2 separate regions of the Homo sapiens genome follow, and region 2 is linked to region 1. Evidence: chromatin loops called from intact Hi-C (ENCODE). Cell type or tissue: PC-3. All regions are shown on one strand.

Evidence for each region. Peaks named below come from ENCODE experiments on the same cell type or tissue, not always from the same donor. Only the 100,000 strongest peaks of a DNase experiment are listed, where the experiment ranks them.
Region 2: it touches region 1 in a loop (2.2-fold over the local background); 1 of 110 quality-filtered maps calls a loop at or near these places.

Annotation. Positions count from the first base shown.
Region 1 is chr1:67,977,738-67,981,737 of GRCh38, forward strand. The region is part of intron 1 of GNG12-AS1 (GNG12, DIRAS3 and WLS antisense RNA 1); the gene reads left to right. It overlaps LOC124900403 (a long non-coding RNA gene), which reads left to right. Exons shown (of 3, transcript XR_007066162.1): 3 at 1-641. Among named protein-coding and RNA genes, the nearest start is that of DIRAS3, 71 kb to the right of the region's middle. In PC-3, no CTCF peak of the experiment used is centred here; a DNase peak (open chromatin) is centred at 1,654; H3K27ac peaks cover 1,396 bases.
Region 2 is chr1:67,881,101-67,885,100 of GRCh38, forward strand. The region is part of intron 1 of GNG12-AS1 (GNG12, DIRAS3 and WLS antisense RNA 1); the gene reads left to right. Among named protein-coding and RNA genes, the nearest start is that of GNG12, 50 kb to the left of the region's middle. In PC-3, no CTCF peak of the experiment used is centred here; a DNase peak (open chromatin) is centred at 2,231; H3K27ac peaks cover 1,568 bases.

The DNA of each region.
Region 1 (4,000 bases):
CTTTTTATACAGAAGAGGAAGCTGGGGCCCAGAGACGTAAAATTTTTCCTGGATCACACTACTGGTCAACAAGAGAGATGAACTCTAAGTCCTGGACACATGACCCCAGAGCCGAAGCTCTTAAACACTAAATTACACAGGTGTTCTACCCCTTCTCCCTTCTTGCTGAAGAGAAAAAACTCCTAACCAGGACAAACAGAAAACCCAGTGGAAGAAATAGCATTTGGCCCTTGATAGATGGGCTGTACTTTAGCAACGGAGCTGGAGGAAGCCCAGGTAGGTTTGCCAGATTTAGCAAATAAAAATACAGGACACACAGTTAAATCTGAATTTCAGATTAAGATTTTTTCTTAGTATAAATATGTCCCCATTATATAGCATGCTCCAATCAGGCTAGAATTTTTACTCTCCCTTTTTACTTCTACGCTTCATAGCTCATGCTCTTCATCTCTACGGCACACTGTACCCTTTCTTTTTGCCAGTCTTAATGTTACCCATCCTCGAAGCCCCATCCATATTAACTGTCATTTGCCCAGCATTCCTACCTAAAAAATACATTCATATGGATGACCTCATTTGATTTACAAAGCACTCTTGCAAGTAAACATGGTATGCATTATTAACCCCTTGTGCAGATGAGAAAACAAGCTTGGGATGCAACATTTTTTTTTCTTTTTTTTTTGAGATGGAGTCTTGCTCTGTTGCCAGGCTGGAGTGCAGTGGTGCGACCTCACCTCACTGCAACCTCTGCCTCCTGGGTTCCAGGGATTCTCCTGCCTCAGCCTCCCGAGTAGCTGGGACTAGAGGCACGTGCCACCACACCCAGCTAATTTTTTTTTTTTTTTTTTTTAGTATTTTTAGTAGAGATGGGGTTTCACCATGTTGGCCAGATGGTCTTGATCTCTTGACCTCGTGATCTGCCCACCTCGGCCTCCCAAAGTGCTGGGATTACAGGCGTGAGCCACTGCTCCTGGCTGGGATGCAACTTTCACAGATCATTCATTCATGTAACTGGGACCCCAGGGTCTTATGACAGCAACTTTCATTCTTTTTCCACGAATTCACACTGAAACTAATGTCAGCCTTCCACTTTGATTCTCAGTGCTCAGGTACCTCTCCTTTTTCTTGACCTCTCAGTTTGGCTCTTGATTTAAAGTTTACTCTTGTTGTTCAAGTCTTACATTTCCAAGAACACTTATGTTCTCTCAAGACAGGAATCCGCCTTGTACAACTTTGGCCCCTGCCCTTCATACATATCCAGTTGAAACTGATTAATTTTCTCCAAATCCTGTTAAATGATCTTGAAAATCACTCAGGTCTGAGCAATCCTCCAAGTGTTCCGAGTTCTTGGCAGAGTGTGTCACCAGTACTTGTGACTAAAACTGGTATTTTTTTTTTAATTTCATAGAATGTAAAAAATTGTGGTCAAATATTCTTCCCTAATATCCCCAGCTTAGTGATTTCTTCTGGATAGACATTCCCATCCACCACAGAAATGTCCAAAACAAATAGCCAAGGAATAGGCAAGTTTATCTAATAGTAATTTATTCTTCCATTCTTCATTCAACGGCACTTAATAACACCTGCAATATGCTAGCTATTGTGTTAGTCAGTGGAGATCAAAGATGAGAGAGATGCGGTCCTCCTTTTCTAGGAATTCACAGTCTGTTGGAGGTGACTCAACTTTATACAAATACCAGAGGACAAAGCACAATAGATAAATGACGTGAAAATTCAGATGTGGGAGGTAGTTATCTCCAGCTTGGAAAAGGAAAGGATAACCTCAGCTTTTAACCTTGATTCTCCTCTAAAATTCATACAGCCAGTCCTGATATACTAATCATGTGGATTTTAGCCTCAGAATAATTACTGTGATTATCTCAAGAATTTTAAAAAGGACTAAATGCTAATGTGAAAAAAAATGAAAACTCAACATGAGACATTAGAGGAAATTGTTAAGTACAGTGGGGAAGGTTGAGAATTCCCACCCCCTCTCATCTTTGGCTCCTCTGCTCCAGTGAGAAATGGCATACCTCATTCTCTGCTTTGTATTCATTATTCTTTTACTTATAACCATCTTACAGAATGAATCTCTTTCTCCGTCTCTCCTTCTCCCTCTCTTCCTCCCCCTTTATGTGATAGACGTATCTGTCTTTCATATCTTATTTATCCTAGTATACTTCAGAAATTGCCTTTCTTGATTTGTTTCTTGCAATTTCCTGTTTTGTATCATTCATTCATTATTCATGCCAGCCAGTGTTTGTAATTGTGATTTGGTAATTGTTATTCAATGAATGAGTATCAGCTTGAATAACTCAGCTACAAAATCATAATACTTTATATCATTATTTCACTTTCTAGTTTCTTAAATATTTTTGTGTGTCTACTTTTTTTTTTAATCTCAAAGACTTTATGACATTAGTCATCTTTATATTACGTAGACCACAGGAGAGAAACTTGGACCTATCTACATTTGATTTGGGGCCAGCACCCTCTAAGTCTAATCTCCTGCCTGTGTCCATTGCCTCCTGCACAACAGTTAATAAGGTGCACTCACCACCACTCCTGCCACAAGCACAGGCATGCTGTTGTTGCTTCTATTAAGCTTCAAGACAATAAGCTGCCCTCTGGCTGGTGGGACTATAGCTCCATAAAATGATACACTTGCTATACTCTGTTCTGCACCTTTTCCCAGAGAACCATTTCTCTGCTCCTCACCTTGGGAGTAATACATCTTTCTTTGCTTTTACCAAAGAACGGCTGTTGTAATATAGCTTGAGACCAGGGATTTAACCTGCTAGGAAATTCAACATTTATTTAAGGATTATATTTAGCGGAAAGATGAAAAAGGGCCCTACTCAACCGGTATATGAAAAGATGCTCAGTGTCACTGATCACTAGGGAAAGGCAAATTAATATCAGAAGGAGATATAACCTTATGTCTGTTAGGATGGCCATTATTAAAAAGATGGAAGATAACAAGTGTTAGTAAGGATGTGGAGAGAAGGGAACCCTTGTACACCATTGGTGAGAATGTAAATTGGTACAGCCAGTGTGGAAAACAGTATGGAGTTTTGATAAAAATTGAAAACAGAGCTCCCATATGAACCAGCAATCCCACTTCTGGCTATATATTCATGAAAATAAACTCAGTATGTAAAATAGATATTTGCACTCCCGTGCTTATTGAATAATTATTTATAATAGTCAAGATATGAAAAGAATCTAAGTGTCTGTTGACAGATGAATGGATAGAGAAATTGTGGGAGTGTGCATACACACACACACTGGAATATTACTCAGCCTCAAAAAAGAAGGCAATCCTGCAATTTGTGACAACATTGATGAAGCTGGAAGATTTTGTGCTAAGTGAAATAAGCCAGACACAGGAAGAAAAATTCTGTGTAATCTCACTTATATGTGGAATCTTAAAAAGTCAACTTCATAGCAGCAGAGCAGAGAATGGGAGGCAGGTGGGGGTGGGGAGCAGGAAGATGTTGGTATAAAGTTTCAGTTATCTTACGTAGGGTTAATAAGTTCTAGTCATCTAATGTATAGCCTGGTGACTATAGTTAATAATACTGTGTTATCTACTTGAAATGTGCTAAAAGAACAGATTTTAAGTGGTCTCACCACACCAAAAATAGTGAATTATCTGAGGGGATGGATATATTAATTATCTTAACTGAAGTAATCATGAGGTATAAGCATATCAAATCCAATTATATTTCATAAAGCTGATTTTTTTAAAGGGGGAACTATTGATTATTAAATGTTTTCCATACAGGTTCAGCACTCAACATAACCTATCCTGATAATAGACAAATGGCCAGTGTCTCCGCATTAGCAATCTATCGAGATCTCTGACCTAGCTCCTCAAACAGCCAGCCCAAACCTCTCATGCTGGGTGGGCAGCCTTAGCTGCTGACCTTCTCTTCCCTCCAGTGGGTGTTGGTAGCGTGAAAGATGGCCCATCTAATTGCCACTGTCCCTAATGTGC
Region 2 (4,000 bases), 97 kb before region 1:
AAATATAAAAATTAGCTGAGCATGGTGGCACGCACCTGTCATCCAGGCTACTGGGGAGGCTGAGGCATGAGAATCACTTAAACCCGGGAGGTGGAGGTTGCAGTGAGCTGAGATTTGCACCACTGTACTCCAGCCTGGGTGACAGAGTGAGACACTATCTCAAAAAACAAAAAACAAAAAACAGAAAAAAAACAAGTGGGGAAAACTTGAGCACCCTATTTGAGCCATGGGTTACCTAATTTCCAAGCAAGTAATTTTACATTATTAATTTTTAACTTAATTCCAGAGGACACACTTTGAATAATTCATTACTTCAAAATTATTTGAGGCTTGGTTTATGATCCAGTTTACAAACAATTTTGATCATCCTCAAAACAACATTATGAGATATATGTTATTAAAGACCCATTTTAAGCATAAGGAAACTAGCACTAGAGGGGTAAGAAACTTGTTCAAGGTTGAGTTGAAATTTGAATTCAGGCATTCTGGATCTTAAGTCCATCCTCTTGAACACTGTGCCGTAATGCCTCCACCCACGAGAGGGGAAAACGGGCAGATTCTTAAAAAGGCACTGTGTCTAAAATCTTACGAAATCTGCTTTGAATAAAGGCCTTTACTTAGCACAGTTGAAACATAATGAACCCATTTTCAGCGTTGTATAATGGGAGGGAGGTATACACATACATTGGTGCTTGTTCGTATATTGAGAAGGATAGGTCCATGTGGGGTATGTCCACTTGTCCAGGGATCTTCATGTGAAGGAACTTAATTTAAGAAAAGAGGCCATTGAAAGAGGCAGGCTTGGATATGGACAAATGATCCCTATTGGGGGATACTTACAATAGGGCGTATCTTACTTACTCTTCTGTGGGTTCTTGCTTTTGCTCCAGGAATTTTTGCCCAAGACCTGGAAAGGGGAGTGGAAACAAGAATAGAGTTGCCTTGGAGGTAAGGAGTATTTTTCCACCTGGCTTGAAGTGGCCACATTTCAGAAGGATAGAATCATGGAAGACTAGTCAGTGAGCTGGACCTGGGTTACCTCCCAGGAGCTGCAACATAGATCCTAGTGATCCTTGGAGTCACCAGCAGGTGTGTAAGAGATACACCCATTTGGACTTCAGTTGTGTACTCCAGGAGGAGAAGGGTGCCAAGCCAGCAATGGCAGAAAAGCACAGTGATCCAGAGACCTAGGATCTGAGCAGAAGGGAGTATCTGCTTAAGTCCCCTAAAAGTCCTCTAAGCTTGGAAATCACAGGTAGAGCCAGAGAACTACTGCTTGGTTACATGTCCCTACTTCCTCTCTAGGCTGATAAGGCCTGGGAGATATGACATGCATGTTGTTCTTTCTATGGTAAGCAAAGCATCAAACTCTTGCCAAGGAGGAAGGAGAAAAGCAATACAGTGTAAAACACAATTTATGCTTTTCAACACAAATTTGTGGTGTAAGATGTTGTAATCTATTTGTAATATAAGATAACAATATTGTAAACTCACCTAATTCTCAAAATTCATTCTTACTTGCTACTGGGAGTACAATTTATGAGGGTGGTTTATGGTAATGTACTTAATTGTCTTTATATTTTCAGTCTTCAGCTTAAAGATTGTGAGTATTTAACACAATGCTTAGGATCATGGTGTTCTTATGATGGTACCAGAACATTCATTCAGTGTTGTGTAATAGGAGGGAAGTATACACATACAAATTAAGAAATAATCTAGATGCCTTTAAATACCTTACATACAATTCATGTGGAAAGGTTGCAAATCACCACTTGATTCCTTGTATTTTTCTTAAGATTCTTTATAGTTCACAAATTGCCTGATTTGATCTTCAGAACAACCTTAGGTATGGCAGCTCTCAATATTTTCATTTTTCTTATGGAGAAATTGAAATCCAAAGAGGTAAAATGGCATATCCAAGGTCATATAGAGGGGAGTAGAACTGGATCTGAACTCCGTTCTTCTGAATTTAATTCCAAAGTTTTTTCATTTTGCCTCACGTTCCCTGACCATCTATCCATCCATCCATCCATCCATCCATCCATCCATCCATCCATCCATCTTTTCATTATCAATTCATTCAACGAAAATTTTTGAGTGCCTATTATGAGCCAGGCATTGTACTAGGTACTGACTCATAGAAATATGAGTCAGTCATAGATCCTGTTCCCAGGGACTTTTTAATATAATAGGGATATCAGCTATGGGGCTGAGTAATTCTAAATGGAGACAGAAAGTAGTAAGTACTATGAGTGAATCAGAATGCCCCACAGGAATTCTGGTGCCAGAGGGATAACTTAGAACTGGAGACAAATGAGTAAGGGCTGGAACAGGAGGGATTTATGTGGGAGGGGGCCATCTTATAGGGATGCTATGTGTAGAGACAAATCCTTTGAAATTAATAGGCTGGGAGAATGGCCCAAGCTTAACCTGAAATGACTCTTAAGCACAAGTAAAGAAGAAAAGAGAGTGAACATATCTAAGATGGAACAGAAAAGGAAGAGTTTTAGCCAGTGACATGACCTTTTAAAAGAATATGCACAGACTTTAAAGTTCTGAACCAAAGGGAGAGAAACTGAAAAGTGGAGGAAGAGACTTAAAAGTAGGAGGATCCAGAGGCACAGTTTTTCTAGACGCAGTGGGTATTTTCTGCTCAACCTGAATACTTGGAGCATCTTGTGGGTAAGAGCAACATAAAATCTTGATATAGCTGCTTCTACAACAGGTTGAAGAGAATCAAAATCAACACATATACAGCAGAGGTAGAACAGCTAAGAAACTTGGAAACCCCAGCTTTTGGAAGTGGGTCCAACTGTTATGAGTGTTAGGGTAGCAGTTGTGAGCAGAGTGAGTGAGTTTTAGAAACAGATCACCCAGGGATTCTCAGTGTTTAGATGTGGTTTGCATATTTAATGTGAAATATATATCTTATAAAACATTTTCTGTTAAGCTGTATTTTAGTATGATGTTGTGATGGTTGTTTGCTCTGTATGTGTGATTTTTTTTTTTTTTTTTTTGAGACATGGTCTTGCTCTGTCACCCAGGCTGAAGTGCAGTGATGAGATCATAGCTCACTGCAGCCTCAACCTTCTGGGCTCAAGTGATCCTCCCACCTCGGCCTCCTGAGTAGCTGGGACCACAGGCACGTGCCACCACCCCCAGCTGCTTTTTAAATTTTTTGTAGAGACGAGGTCTCACTTTGTTGCTCACACTGGTCCTTCAGCTTCTGGGCTCAAGCAATCCTTCGGCCTCGGCCTCCCAAAGGGTTACAGTCATGAGCTACCATTCCCAGTTGATATTTTTTATTGTGGTAAGAAAAGAAAGTAGGGAATATTTCCATGAGGAATTATCCCATGAAACTAATTGTCTCAAGGAATTAATCTAAAAACTGCCCTGACTTAAGGTAACATGTACCTTATCAAAGGTCCCAAGTCACACCTACTAGTTCAGGAATTAGGTGAGATCAACCCCAAAAGGACCAAATGATAATATTTCCACCCTTCGATTCAACCAGGGGGTTTGTGTACAGAGAGAAAATGTGGCTAAATTTGTGTATTCCTTCCTAGATTATAAAAGCCTACAAAAGGAGGGACCATTTCTTGATCATCTTTGCATTGTCTATGCCTAGCATTGCACCTAGAAGGTAGAGATGTTTGTCTGATCACGTGCATACAGCCTTGTCTGCGAGCATCTCTGATAGTCATGACAGTTCTTCACAGACTACAGAGATGGTGGGCCATTTAAGTGATACAGACATTAAGTGCCACAGGAATTCACAGTAGGGGAAATCACTTCTGGCTCGGGAGGTCCCAAAAGCCTTCTTAGGAAAGGTAGGACTGAATTAGACCTGGTGAGATTTGTACTAGCAAAGGGAGATGGGGAGAATGGTATGTTCCCTCACCCTTCAGTGTCCACAGGGTAGCTGGCACTTCAGAGGGTGCCCACAGAGGAGATGGAGCTGGAGAAAGAGAGCTTTGCAAGCCACAGCTACCTGCCAGAA